3 separate regions of the Homo sapiens genome follow, and all the other regions are linked to region 1. The links are chromatin contacts, found by Hi-C or POLR2A ChIA-PET in ENCODE. All regions are on one chromosome and are shown on one strand. The core of a region is the stretch at or near the end of the contact, and the rest is flanking DNA. Distances in the headings are between cores, read along the strand shown.

Region 1 (4,925 bases), core at 1,506-4,005:
GGCTGAGGCAGGAGAATTGCTTAAACTGGGGAGACAGAGGTTCCAGTGAGCCGACATCGCACCACTGCACTCCAGCCTGGGCAACAGAGCAAGACTCTGTCTCAAAAAAAAAAAAAAAAAAAGAGGCTTTATTTCTCTTTGCATCTCATTAATGGATCACCTGTGATGGGCATCACAGTCTGGTTTAATGCTTATTCAATGATAAAATTGTTTTCTTTATTTTCTGAATTTGTGGAGAGAATATTCTAGGTTAACAGAATAATTTATTTATTTATTTTGAGATGGAGTCTTGCTCTGTTGCCAGGCTGGAGTGCAGTGGCGTGATCTCAGCTCACTGCAATCTCCACCTCCCGGGTTCAAGTGATTCCCCTGCCTCAGCCTCCCAAGTAGCTGGAACTACAGGCGCGCACCACCACACCCAGCTAATTTTTTGTGTTTTAGTAGAGACGGGGTTTCACCATGTTGGCCAGGATGTTCTTAATATCCTGACCTCATGATCCACCCACTTCGGCCTCCCAAACTGCTGGGATTACAGGCATGAGCCACTGTTCCTGGCCTCAGAAGAATTTATTTTTAGTCTTTTCCTTACCAGTTTTTATGAAACAACTGGGCAAGAACACTGTTAGATTTCACCAAAAAGTTGTGATGAATCATTGTCCTTATATCCCATTTTTGAAAACTGACATTTTAATTGTAAAGCAAAAATAAAATTCTAAGCCTCCACAGCTGTTGAGTGGACTCCCCTGTTGGCCAGCAGGATCCAAAATAAACATGAAGAACTAATTCAGGTCATGACGGGAAGGAGGGGGTCGGACATGCCTTGTCATACTCTCCTCCCTTCAGAGTTTAGGCACAGCTGACCAACATTAACACTAGACTACAGATCATAAGACTGACAGAACAGGCTCTTTGTGTCAGTAAGATACCCAACTCCAACCAGACTCTGATATAGCATCACGTGACAGATAGCAGTCCCTGAAGGAAATCATAGTATTTTACCCCATAATATATTTTCTTTGTCACACTTTAAAATAGTCCTGCAAAGCCATCTCTTTGGGGGAAATTTGCATTCTGTAGAGAATCTCCTTCCCTTACAGAAAAGAATCCAGGTCTTTTCTCGAGATTCTGACACCTTTTAAGATCCAATAAGAGATATTTATCATCTATTCTCTCTGAAGCCTGTTCTGAGGCTTCATCTACATAACAAGAACCTTGGTTTCCACAATGCCCCTTATCTTAACTCAAGCTTTTCTTTTCTTTTCTTTCCCTCCCTCTTTCTTTTCCCTCCCTCCCTCCCTCCCTTCCTTCCTCCCTTCCTCTCTCTCTCTTTCTTTTCTTCTCTGTTGCCCAAACTGGAGTGCAGTGGCACCATCATGGCTCACTGTAGCCTCAACTTCCCAGGCTCAAGCGATCCTCCCATCTCAGCCTCCTAAGTAGCTGAGACTACAGGCATGCACCACCACACCTGGATAATTTTTTTTTTTTTTTTTGTAGAGATGGGGGTCTTGCTGTGTTGCCCAGGCTGTCCTTGAACTCCTGGCCTCAAGGGATCCTCCCAGGTCACCCTCCCAAAATGCTGGGATTACAGGCAAGAGCCACCGCAATGGCCCATTTCTTTACGTCATCTTCCAACTGTTCAGCCAACACTTAACTCTGAATCAACTGCCAATCTTTGAATCTGCTAGTGACCTGAAAGCCTTTCCAGGCTGACCCAATGTGTACATCCCATGTATTGATTTATGTCTTTGCCTGTAACTGCTGTCTCCCTAAGATGTATAAAACCAAGCTGTAACCCAACCACTTTGGGCTCACGTTCTCAGGACCCCCTGAGGCTGTGTCACCAGCCATGGTCACTCAAATAGGAGGCCCAGAATAAAACTCTTTACAAACTTTGAGTCTTTTTGGTCAACATAACCTAACCCTAAACATAATCCTCCTGGGGAAGGTGAAATCACAGGTATCTTTTCTTTGTTCGATTTGTGTATTTCCTGATTTCTCTACAGTTTTTAGGCATTTGCTGTGTGATCTAGAAAAGCTACAGAGTCTCGCTCCGTCGCCAGGCTGGAGTGCAGGGGCGCGAGCTCGGCTCACTGGAACCTCCGCCTCCCGGGTTCAAGCGATTCTCTTGCCTCAGCCTCCGGAGTAGCTGGGATTACAGGCACGCGCCACCACGCCCAGCTAATTTTCGTATTTTTAGTAGAGACGGGGTTTCACCATGTTGGCGAGGATGGTCTCTATCTCTTGACCTCGCGAGCTGCCCTCCTCGGCCTCCCAAAGTCCTGGGATTACAGGCGTGAGCCACCGCGCCCGGCCACAAATTCTATTTTCTTTCTCTTCCTTGGAAAGCATCGCTGGGCATTTATCCTGTCCTAGTATTTGAGTGAAACTTCTCTTAGCATTTCAGCGCAGTGACCACGATACACCCTTTCCTTTCCTTCTCGTTATGGGAAACTCGGTTCTAACCTGGAGGCCTTGGGCTCCAGGACCCAGTCACTGCAGCCCTGGACTTGACCCTAAAAGGGAATAAAGACAAATGCGAAGTTCAGTCCGGGGATCAGGGCTGCCGAAGCTCATATAGCCTGGGGCTTCTTAACCTTTAGACGGGGTAGAGACATTTGAAATGGCCCCTAAAGTTGGGGGGCGCTGGTAGGCTCATGGGAAATAGAGTCCGGCCCTTGTCCTGGGACCAACGGTGGGCCCTGGGAGGCGGACTTCCGGTGAACTCCTGCGCGTGTGCGCCTCTCCCTGGGTGCGTGTTCGCACATGCGCGCTGCCGCCGCACTGCCATCGCTTCCTGTGTGTCCTCAGGTCACCGCTTGCTCTAGTTCCCAGGCTTTGGCCCCCAGTGGACGAGAATCGCTGAGCCTGCGGGGCTGGACGCTGAGCGCCTAGGCCAGCACCTAGGCGGGCGCGGAGCTATGTGGGCCAGGGTTCGCACGGGCCGGGTGGAGGCTTGAGCGGGGACCCCCGAGCGTGAGCCCCTGAGCCGGCGGCCCTGCGGCCAGGGGAACCGGGCGGGAGGTGGCGAAGGTGGCAGCGGAGGCGGAGGCGAAGGGGCGGCGGGAACCGGGCCTGGCCCGTGTGTGTCCTGGGGGCCTGGCCCAGGCCGCCGCTGTACGGTGAGTCCCAGGGAGGCGGATCTGGGCCCCGGGAAGGACACCCTCCTGGATTTGCCCCGTAGGCCCGGCCCGGGCCCCTCAGGAGCAGAACAGCCTTGGTGAGGTGGACAAGAGGGGACCTCGCGAGCAGACGCGCGCCAGCGACAGCAGCCCCGCCCCGGCCTCTGGGGAGCCCCAGGAGGGTAAGTCTTTGGGTTTTCGGGCCCGGAGCGAGAAAGGCCTGGGTGAAGTCACCGTATGTTCGGGACCTTAGAGTATGAGGCGGGGGAGGGTCCGATCGCTTGCAGGAGAGGCGTGTGTTTGGCCTTGAGGCGCTGCACGGGAATATCTGGGAGGACGAGGCTTACGGGGGCGTGGAGGGTATCACCAGCCTCAGCTGCAGACGTCGTCTCCACTCCCCACTAACCCCTAACAGCCCTTCCTCCTCCTTTCCGTGCTCCAGATTTCGACCGCCTCTAAACGTCCGTCAGCATCTCTGTTCTCTCATTTAAGTGTCTGCTGATTCCCCCCTTAGATCTGCCCTGGAGACTGGTAGTAATGCAGGAACAGTCTGCAGGGATTCTCTCTTGCTGCCTCAGTTGCTAGGGGAAGAGACTGGGCCTTAGCAGGTGGGTGACTTGACCGGGTCACTGGCTTTGTGGGTAGAGTTGCTCATAGTAGAACTCAGGAGTCTTATCTCCCAGGCCAGTGTTCTTTCTCCCGTATCCTAGTTTTCTTAGTAGAAGGTTATTAGGTGCAGCAATAACCAAGTTCAGTTAGATAATTTAGAAACAAAACCATATTTTATACACATTCATTTCATTTCTGAGAGCTCACATACTCAATTCCTATGGTTTCTTTGATTTTAAGCAGTTTAAAGAGACAATAAGAAAATGCGGGCCGGATGCAGTGGCTCACACCTGTAATCCCAGCACTTTGCCGGGCTACAGCAAGAGTATCCCTTGAGACCAGGAGTTAAAGAACAGCCTAGGCAACATAGGGAGACCCTGACTCTACAAAAAATACAAAAGTAGCCAGGCATGCTGGGATGCACCTGTGGTCCCAACTACTCAGGAGGCTGAGGTGGGAAGATCAATGGAGCCCAGGAGGTGGAGGCTGCAGTGAGCTGTGAATGTACCACTGCACTCCAGCCTGGGTGGCAGATTGAGACCCTGTCTCAACAAACAAACAAACCACAAAAAACATGAGCCGTATAATGGGAATTTTTTTTTTCTTTTTGCGGGTTGTATTTGATGATGGCAGACTATTTGTAAAAGAAGTCATGTTACCCATGAGAGTCTTAACTCATCTAATTACTACCTGATTATCTTAGAGTTACAAAGTTACAAGTGCATGCTTCCCTTATCAGTCTTTTTTTTTTTTTTTTTTTTTTGAGACAGTGTCTCTCACCCAGTCTGGAGTGCAGCAGCGTGGTCTCGGCTGACTGCAACCTCCACCTCCCAGGTTCAAAGGATTCTTGTGCCTCAGCCTCCTGAGTAGCTGGGACTACAGGCATGTGACACTGCGCCTGGCTAATTTTTTTGTTATTTTTAAGTAGAGACGGGATTTCGCCATGTTGGCCAAGGCAGGTGGATCACTTGAGGCCAGAATTTGAGACCAGCCTGGCCAACATGGCGAAACCCTGTATCACTCTTTTAGGCCCTTCTGAGTGTTTGCAGGCTGAGTGTTCACAGGGTGTTAGCCTATTGAGCTTTCTTTTGTGGTTCTTACGCAGGAGATTCCTGCCTTTGCAGGCCAGAGCACTCATGACTTCAGTGACCTGCTTCTCCCCCTCTAGGTCTACCAGCCACAGTCTCTGCACGTTTC
Region 2 (4,733 bases), core at 2,076-4,575, 140 kb before region 1:
GAACTCCTGACCTCAAGTGATCCACCCGCCTCGGCCTCCCAAAGTGCTGGGATTACAGGCATGAAACCCCGTGCCCGGCCTTACTTCATTCTTTTTTATGGCTGAATAGTATTCCGCTGTATGGATAGACTGAATTTTAATTATTTGTTCATCAGTTGATGGACATTTTGGTGTTTTCACTTTTGGCTATTTTTGAGTAATACTGCTGTGAACATTCATGTACAAGTTTTTTGTGTGGACATAGGTTTTTATGTTTATAAAACATGTTTTATGTTTATGTTTTTATGTTTTATGTTTATATTTCTCTTGGGTACATTCCACCTAGAAGTGGCACTGCTGGGTCATATGGTAACTTTTTTTTTTTTTTGAGACAGAGTCTCACTCTGTCACCTAGGCTGGAGTGCAGTGGTACCATCACAGCTCACTATGACCTGGACCTCCTGGGCTCAAATGCTCCCACCTTGGCCTCCCAAAGTGCTGGGATTACAGGTGTGAGCCACCATGACTGGCCCAGAATCACTTTTGATTTGAGGTCTTTATATAATAATGACGGTTAATCTTTTGTTATACTGTTTTTTTGTTTGTGGATCTTTTGGATCTTGGGAATGGGGTTTTGGGTTTTTTGGGGTTTTTTGGTATAGAAAAGTTCAGACATTCTTTCTCATCAAATTTCTTTTCTTTGTAACTTCAACAAGAAAGTCTCCTCCATCAGGAGTTTTGTTAAATGTTCTCTTTTCTTGTGACTTTCAAAAATATTAAACTTTCTAAATTCTTCATTTTGCTTATTACAAAAATAACTTACAAAACTTTAAGCAGCGCAGTTCCTATGGTCATATACCATTTACGGAGTCAGTTTTGTTTTTACCCAAACAAGATGACAGTGTAATCCTTACATCTTGCCTTTCTCATTAGTCAATATATTAAGTCTTTTCACAATCAGTACATAGAAATTGACATCATTTTTCATGGCTCCTCGTTTTCCCATTGTGTGACCATCCCAGAGTTTACCCTTCCTGACGGATGGACATTTAACTTGTTTCTTGGCCAGGCACAGTGGCTCACGCCTGTAATCCCAACAATTTGGGAGGTCAAGGCAGGAGGATCACTCAAGGCCAGGAGTTTGAAAGCAGCCTGGGCAACATAGCAAGACCCTGTTTCTATTGATTTATTTATTTATTTATTTATTTTTAGATGGAGTCTTGCTCTGTCGCCTAGGCTGGAGTGCAGTTGCACAATCTCAGCTCACTGTAACCTTCACCGCCCGGGTTGAAGCAATTCTTCTGCCTCAGCCTCTTGAGTAGCTGGGATTACAGGCTTGTGCCACCACACCCGGCTAACTTTTGTATTTTTAGTAGAGAAGGGTTTCACCATGTTGGCCAGGCTGGTGTCAAACTCCTGACCTCAAGTGATCTGCCCGCCTCGGCCTCCCAAAATGCTGGGATTATAGGCGTGAGCCATTGCGCCCGGCCCCTGTTTCTATTTATTAAGAAAAGGAAAAAAACTTCGGAAGAGGGGCTGATAAAATCAATGATACAACGAATATCCTTGTACATCTATTTTTGGGGTTGTATTGTTTTAAGAAAGACATTGATCTCTTTTGTCCATCTGGATTTTATATTGATGAATGAAGTCTGCATTTATTTTATAAATAGCTAACTGGAATAGCACATTTCCTAAGTAAACTTTCCCTTTTCCTTCAGTGTGAACACTTCATTCATCCCACAGGAAACTCTTGTATGTACTGGGATTATTCTGGGCTGCTTCTCAGTGCTGTTTATGTTCAGTTTGTCACATCTGGACACAAGTAGGTGGGCTGAGGAAGCAGCGCTGGTGGCTGTGGCAGGCCCAGGGTTGGCCAGTGTTCACTCTCATGGATGTCACAGTCCAGCTGCCTAAAGCACTACCTTTTCTCTGCTCCTAGTACCTGTTCCTGACTTTTCCACGGATTGTCTTCATGCTGGGCTTTGTCGTGGTTCTGAGCTTCCTCCTGGGTGGCTACCTGTTGTTTGTCCTGTATCTGGCGGCCACCAACCAGACTACTAACGAGTGGTACAGAGGTGACTGGGCCTGGTGCCAGCGTTGTCCCCTTGTGGCCTGGCCTCCGTCAGCAGAGCCCCAAGTCCACCGGAACATTCACTCCCATGGGCTTCGGAGCAACCTTCAAGAGATCTTTCTACCTGCCTTTCCATGTCATGAGAGGAAGAAACAAGAATGACAAGTGTATGACTGCCTTTGAGCTGTAGTTCCCGTTTATTTACACATGTGGATCCTCGTTTTCCAAGCATGGCTTGTTTGTTTTGATTTCTGCTGTGCTTATAAATCACTTTCGGTGGGCAAGGGAGAGAGGGGAAAATGGGTGTTGACTGAGGAATCCCCCTTGCTTGTCTTCTTTTGAAACCGGGCATCTCTGAAGTCCTGGTGTCAAGGGGATCAAGAGATGACTTCTCAGAGGTTCTAGGTGATGCTGAGACCTTGGTGTCTCTAAACTCTGGGCATGTGGACAGGAGGGGCTTGCGGCCGTGTCTCTGACCTGTGTGATGTGCAGGAGGGTCTCATTGACTCAGCGCCTGCGCGTTGTGCCTGGCTGTGCTCTCTTTTATGCCCCCTCTATTCTCCTCTCTCCCCCAGGGGATTTTCATCTCAACAACAGAGTGTCCTCACCCAGGCCTGCCTTCCGGCCAGTATGGGCTTGTACATCAGGCACCTTCCTGCATGTGTGGCCTCCGGCCTGCCCTCCTCTAGCCACATTCAAGTCCTTTCTCACCAGTTTAAAAATTGTGAAAGTGAACTGCCACCTATTTCAGAGGAGACATGACTGCCAGAAACGAGGTCTTGGTGCGGAAGGTCTTTGGAGTGGGAGGGCTCTCAGGTGCAGGTGGCAGGTGTTCTGCACCTTGCTAGGCCAAGGAGCCCGCAGTCAGAGAGGCTGGGAAGTGGGAGTCAGGGGCAGGGGGCCTTCCAGCCATCTTCCCCCGTACCCCCCAGCTGAGAACAGATGGAAACGTGAAGACGGGTAGCTGGGGCGGCCAGGGAACCCAAGTCCGCTGGCCGAAGCCAAAGCCCGGCACCACCCCCAATTCTTGCTGGTGGAAAGCACCGTGAAATCAACCAGCGGCAGCTCTGAACGCGACGCACAGCCCGCGAGGGAGCCTGGGCAAGGACGGAGCGGGCCTGCACCGGCGGTTGGGCGGGCTCCGGGGGCGGGGTCCACCTGGGACCGCGGCGCGCCCCTCACCGCTCGCGCCGCCAGGGGGCGCCCTCCGGAGAGCGCGCCTAGGCCGCGGCCTGCGCTTGGCCCCTGCGGGCCGCCGTCTCCGTGCCCGGCATTCGGCCGCTGTTCGGCTGCGCGGCGGCAGCTCCCGGCGGCTCCTGGCGGCGCCGCAGTCGGACCTTCGGGCGCCTGCTGGCCGGCGGCAGCAGCGATGGCCCCCTGAGCAGGCAGGGAGCAGGCGGCGGCAGGCGGGCAAGCGGGCGGGTGCCGCAGCCCAGGCCCGGGTCGCGCCTCTTTGTTTCCACGGGTAGCGGCGCAGTCCCGGGCCCCGGGCGGAAGTGAGACGCGCTCGGCGCGGGGGCCGCGGCGGCCGCACCATGAGCGACATCCGCCACTCGCTGCTGCGCCGCGATGCGCTGAGCGCCGCCAAGGAGGTGTTGTACCACCTGGACATCTACTTCAGCAGCCAGCTGCAGAGCGCGCCGCTGCCCATCGTGGACAAGGGCCCCGTGGAGCTGCTGGAGGAGTTCGTGTTCCAGGTGCCCAAGGAGCGCAGCGCGCAGCCCAAGGTGCGGCCTGAGACGGTCGGGTTCCCGGGCCCCGCAGGCGGGCGGGCGGGCCTTTTCCCCAGCGATGCAGGGCTGTGTCAAGCCGCGGGCGCCCCATGTCCAGGATCCCCGCGCTCGCGCTCGGCCTCGCTCCTGCAGCAGCCCCCAAACCCTTCTCCGGGTCCTGCAGTGTTGCTCAGCTGCCTGTCCAGTCTGCGGGGCGTGTGACAGCCGAGTCTTGGTGTTAAAGGGACAAACTGGCGACTGCCCGCTCCCTAGAGGTCTGTTGGGCTGTTACCGAAAGGCTCATCCTGAACCCTCCAGGAGGATGTATAATGATCTGTATGGCTTTCTTCTTACATCTTTTTCTTTTTTTTTTCTTTCTCTGCCTTTTTTTTTTTCGAGACAAGGTTTCACTACGTTGCCCAGGCAGGAGTGCAGTGGTGCAATCACAGCTCACTACAACCTTGAACTCCTGGGCTCAAGTAATCCTCCCGCCTCATCCTTCTGAGTAGCTGGGACTCCAGGCGTGCACCACCATGCCCAGCTAATTTTTGAATGTTTTGTAGAGATGGGGCCTCCCTGTGTTACCCAGGCTGGTCTCAAACTCCTGGGCTCAAGATTCTCTCTCCTTGGCCTCCAAAGTGTTGGAATTACAGGCGTGAGCCACAACGCCTGGCCTATATGACTTTTTTCTAAGATCAACAGCAAAGATCTCCCTGAGACCTGAGCTTTACGAAGGGCGAAAAGTTCTACGGGAACTTTACGAAGGGCGAAAAGTTCTACGGGAAAATACTGTTATTTCCTGTTTTTCTTTTTTTTTTTTTTTTTGAGACGGAGTCTCACTCTGTCACCAGGCTGGAGTGCAGTGGTGCGATCTCGGCTCACTGCAACCTCCGCCTCCCAGGTTCAAGCGAGATTCCTGCCTAAGCCTCCCGAGTAGCTGGGATTACAGGTGCGCGCCACCATGCCGG
Region 3 (4,386 bases), core at 1,808-4,307, 210 kb before region 1:
TAAAATGCTGGGATTATAGGTGTGAGCCACCACGTCCAGCCTTACACGAGTTCCTTCTCACAAGTTCCACTTCTCAGAGTACAGAGCGCAGCCACTGAGACCACTTCCATTTTGTGGGTGCAAAAACTGAGACTGCAGGTGGTTAGGTGCAGTGTCTAAAGTCTCAGGTTATGTTGTATATGCTGCATAAAGGTCACGCTGGGAAGGCGCGTCCGTGGGGCCACGTGTGGGCCTAGCCCTGGTGTATTGGGTGTGTACGTGCATGGCTGTGGACACTTCTATGTGGGAGGGGCCCAAATCGGCTGTAAGACCTCATAGGTGAGGCCAGATGCAGTGGCTCACACCTGTAATCCCTGTGCTTTGGGAGGCCGGAGTGGGAGGATCACTTGAGCCCAGGAGGTTGAGGCTGCGGTGAGCCATGATGGCACCACGACACTCCAGCCTGGGCGACAGAGCAAGACTCCGTCTCAAAAAAAAAAAAAAAAAAAAAAAAGGCTGGGCGTGGTGGCTCACACCTGTAATCCCAGTGCTTTGGGAGGCCGAGGTGGGTGGATCATGAGGTCAGGAGATAGAGACCATCATGGTTAACATGGTGAAACCTCTTCTCTACTAAAAACACAAAAGAATAGCTGGGCGTAGTGACATGCGCCTTTAGTCCCAGCTACTCGGGAGGCTGACGCAGGAGAATCGCTTGAACTTGGGAGGCGGAGGTTGCAGTGAGCCAAGATCGTGCCATTGCACTCCAGCCTGGGGCACAAGAGTGAGACTCCATTTCAAAACAAACAAACAAGCAAACAAACACCTTCACATGTGAGAACAGGTGTCTGTCTGTTCACCTGGTGAGCTGGACAGTCAGCAGCTGCAGGCAGGGAAGTGGCAGGGGAGAGGACGCTTACCTGTCATGGCCGTGTAGCCCAGGAAGCATGCGATTTTCTCCTGACAGAGCTCCTGCTCCTCATAGGTCAGCAGCTGGTAGATGAACTGCCACAGGACCTGCTTGGCAGGGGTGTCCAGCACAGGGTAGACGTCAACGATGAGGGTGTCGATGTTCCTGGGGGAAGGTGCAGGAATGTGAGGCTCAATACTCACGGGCTTACCATGATGCACAGAGTGGGGGTAGACAAGACGGCACTTCCAAGCCACAGCGTCTGCCCTCATGCCCTATCCCTACCCTTCAAAGACAGAAGTGGGGGCCGGGCACAGTGGCTCACGCCTGTAATCCCAGCACTTTGAGAGGCCGAGGCAGGTGGATCATTTGAGGTCAGGAGTTCGAGACCAGCCCAGCCAACATGGTGAAAGGCCGTCTCTACTGAAAGTATAAAAATTAGTCAGGTGTGGTGGTGCACACCTGTAATCCCAGCTACTCGGGAGGCTGAGGCAGGAGAATTGCTTGAGCCTGGGAAGTGGAGGTTGCAGTGAGCTGAGATCGTGTCACTGCACTCCAGCCTGGGAGACAGAGTGAGACTCCAACTCAAAAAAAAAAAAAAAGAAAAGAAAAAGAGAGAGAGAGAGAAGTGGGCAGGAAGGCAGGCTCCAGGGATAGGGTAGCCAGACTCCAATCTCAGCTCTGCCACTTACCAGCTAAGTGACCTTTCTCAAGTGACTTACCCTCTCTGTGCCTCAGTTTCCTCATTTGTAAAATGGGGATAAAAATAGCATCTACCTCATAGAGCTGTTGTGAAGATTAAAACACACAGAGCAGGCCTGGCGTGGCGGCTCACGCCTGTAATCCCAGCACTGTGGGAGGCCGAGGCGGTTGGATCACCTCAGATCGGGAGTTCAAGACCAGTCTGGCCAACATAGTGAAACCCCCTCTCTACTAAAAATACAAAAATTAGCTGGGCGTGGTGGCATGTACCCTCAGTCCCAGCTACTCAGGAGGCTGAAGTAGGAGAATCGCTTAGACTGGGAGGCGGAGGTTGTAGTGAGCTGAGATTGCGCCACTGCACTCCAGCCTGGGTGACAGAGCAAGACTCTGTCTCAAAAAAACCCAAAAAACCAAAAAACATATAGAGCAGGCCAGGCATGGTGGCTCATGCCTATAATCCCAGCACTTTGGGAGGCTGAGGCAGGCGAATCATCTGAGGTCGGGAGCTCAAGATCAGCTTAGCCAACATGGTAAACCCTGTTTCTACAAAAAAATACAAAAATGTGGTAGGCATGTTGGTGTGCACCTGTAATCCCAGCTACTCAGGAGGCTGAGGCAGGAGAATCGCCTCGCCTGAGCTCGGGGAGGCGGAGGTTGCACCGAGCCAAGATTGCGCCACTACACTCCATCCTGGGCCACAGAGCGAGACTCTGTCTCAAAAAAATAAATAAATAAACAAAAATAAAAATAGGCTGGGGGTGGTGGCTCACGCCTGTAATCCTAGCACTTTGGGAGGCTGAGGTGGGTGGATCACGAGCTCAGGAGTTCGAGACCAGTCTGGCCAACGTGGTGAAACCCCCTCTCTACTAAAAATACAAAAATCAGCCAGGCGTGGTGGTGTGTGCCTGTAATCCCAGCTACTCGGGAGGCTGAGGCAGCAGAATCGCTTGAACCCGGGAGGTGGAGGTTGCAGTGAGCTGAGATCGCGCCATTGCACTCCAGCCTGGGTGACAGAGCAAGACCCCGTCTCAAAATAATAATAATAAAAAATAAATAAATAAATAAATAAAAATAAAGTAGGAGAATATCTTTTGACCTAGAAGCAGGGAAGAGCTTAAAATTTCAAAAGCCAAAACTGTGGGCGGCAAGCCACCCAGATGCCAAGGCAAGAGACCGAGGGCACAAGCTGTTCCAATATAATAAAGAAAATACATAGAATAAGAATAGTTATACTAGAAATAGATTATAGATATGTATATGAATATTATTAATAATTAGTTTGTAGCATTACTGTTTATTCCAATATTATAATAATCTTTGTCCTACAATTATAACCTAGGAGAAACCAGGCCATACAGAGATAGGAGCTGAAGGGACACGGTGAGAAGTGACCAAAAGACAAGAGTGTGAGCCCTCCGTTATGCCTGGACAGGGCCACTAGAGGGCTCCCTGGTCTACTGGTAACGCCAGTGCCTGGGAAGGCACCCGTTGCTTAGCAGACCGGGAAAGGGAGTCTCCCTTTCCTGGTGGAGTTAAAGAAGACTCTGCTCCACCACTGCTTGCCCGCCCGCAGCCACCCAGAGGCCTAACGCTGTCCCTGTGATGCTGTGCTTCAGTGGTCACGCTCCTGGTCCGCATTCATGTTCTGCCCTGTGCACTCGGCTCCACCTTCTAGATAGCAGCAGCAGAATTAGTGAAAGTACTAAAGTCTTTAAAATGCATAGAAGAAATAATTACGTAAGCTGTCCCCTCTTTCTCTCCGCCTCAGCTACCAAATAGGGAAGGGCCCCCTGTCTGGCGGACACGTGACTCACATGACCTTACCTATCATTGGAGATGACTCTCACTCCATACCCTGCCCCTTTGCCTTGTACACAATAAATAACAGCACGGCCAGGCATTCGGGGCCACTACTGGTCTCCGCGTCTTGGTGGTAGTGGTCCCCCGGGCCCAGCTGTCTTTTCTTCTATCTCTTTGTCTTGTGTCTTTCTTTCTTTTTTTTTTTTTTGAGACAGTCTGGCTCTGTCACCCAGGCTGGAGTGCAGTGGCACAATCTCGTCTCACTGCAAGCTCCGCCTCCCAGGTTCACACCATTCTCCTGCCTCAGCCTCCCGAGTAGCTGGGACTACAGGCGCCTGCCACCACGCCCGGCTATTTTTTTTTTGTATTTTTAGTAGAGACGGGGTTTCACCATGTTAGCCAGGATGGTCTCGATCTCCTGACCTCGTGATCTGCCCATCTCAGCCTCCCAAGGTGCTGGGATTACAGGCATGAGCCACCGCGCCCAGCCGTCTTGTGTCTTTATTTCTACGATCTCTCATCTCCGCACACGAAGAGAAAAACCCACAGGCCCTGTAGGGCTGGACCCTACACAAAACTATAAGACCAAAAATGTGGTGAGTTTGATTATGCAAAATCAAGGTTATCTATTCAAGGAAGCCCAACTTAGACACATTCATATTAGACACAACAGACCTAATAACAGAAGTAACAAATGGGAGAGAAATTTACAATGTTCAAAATCAAGGAGAAATCAGCATCTAAAATATACAAAGGTGTCCAGCCGTCGTGGCTCACAAGTCATCCCAGCACTTTGGCAGGCTGAGGCAGGGGGATCACCTGAGTCAGGAGTTCGAGACCAGCCTGGCCAACATGGTGAAACCCCATCTCTACTAAAAGTACAAAAATTAGCCAGGCATGGTGGTGGGCGCCTGTAATCCCAGCTACTCAGGAGGCTGAGGCAGGAGACACACTTGAACCGGGAAGGCAGAGGTTGAAGTGAGCCAAGATCATGCCAC

Evidence for each region. Hi-C counts contacts between places; a loop is a spot of excess contacts on that map. ChIA-PET counts read pairs that join two places held with the same protein, here RNA polymerase II (POLR2A). Pooled maps may share reads with other maps.
Region 2: a map of CD14-positive monocyte shows a loop between it and region 1 (5-fold over the local background). The contact joins the promoter of INTS15 here to the enhancer-like site in region 1. A Hi-C loop is called at or near these places in 9 of 168 maps with a recorded cell type or tissue (CD14-positive monocyte, CD4-positive, alpha-beta memory T cell, GM12878 and 5 more), 22 of 37 single-sample maps with no recorded cell type and 25 of 50 pooled maps. POLR2A ChIA-PET finds 5 or more read pairs at or near these places in 5 of 52 experiments (CD4-positive, alpha-beta T cell, H1, MCF 10A and 2 more).
Region 3: a map of PC-9 shows a loop between it and region 1 (3-fold over the local background). The contact joins two enhancer-like sites. A Hi-C loop is called at or near these places in 1 of 168 maps with a recorded cell type or tissue (PC-9), 7 of 37 single-sample maps with no recorded cell type and 10 of 50 pooled maps. POLR2A ChIA-PET finds 5 or more read pairs at or near these places in 1 of 52 experiments (common myeloid progenitor, CD34-positive).

What each region holds. Positions count from the first base shown.
Region 1 is chr7:6,727,001-6,731,925 of GRCh38, forward strand. No RefSeq gene overlaps it. Among named protein-coding and RNA genes, the nearest start is that of ZNF12, 23 kb to the left of the region's middle. RefSeq lists enhancers at 1,624-2,599, 2,651-2,860 and silencers at 3,011-3,120, 3,531-3,580. Within about 2 kb of position 2,756, at least 39 of the 41 ENCODE cell types and tissues checked have a DNase peak (open chromatin) inside an H3K27ac peak, as active enhancers do; they include CD14-positive monocyte, CD4-positive, alpha-beta T cell, GM12878 and 1 more, where a contact is called at or near this core.
Region 2 is chr7:6,586,696-6,591,428 of GRCh38, forward strand. It overlaps INTS15 (integrator complex subunit 15), which reads left to right and starts at 3,326. Exons shown (of 6, transcript NM_024067.4): 1 at 3,326-3,780. The coding sequence starts at 3,589. It overlaps ZDHHC4 (zDHHC palmitoyltransferase 4), which reads left to right. Exons shown (of 8, transcript NM_001134389.2): 8 at 1,922-2,679. The coding sequence ends at 2,215. LOC124901582 (a long non-coding RNA gene) reads right to left here and starts at 3,209. Exons shown (of 2, transcript XR_007060201.1): 1 at 2,765-3,209; 2 at 2,228-2,530. RefSeq lists enhancers at 2,468-3,306, 2,931-3,080 and a silencer at 3,151-3,650.
Region 3 is chr7:6,513,479-6,517,864 of GRCh38, forward strand. It overlaps GRID2IP (Grid2 interacting protein), which reads right to left. Exons shown (of 22, transcript NM_001145118.2): 8 at 897-1,051. LOC101927325 (a long non-coding RNA gene) reads left to right here. Exons shown (of 5, transcript XR_007060200.1): 5 at 2,928-3,557. Among named protein-coding and RNA genes, the nearest start is that of KDELR2, 32 kb to the left of the region's middle. Within about 2 kb of position 3,058, at least 2 of the 41 ENCODE cell types and tissues checked have a DNase peak (open chromatin) inside an H3K27ac peak, as active enhancers do.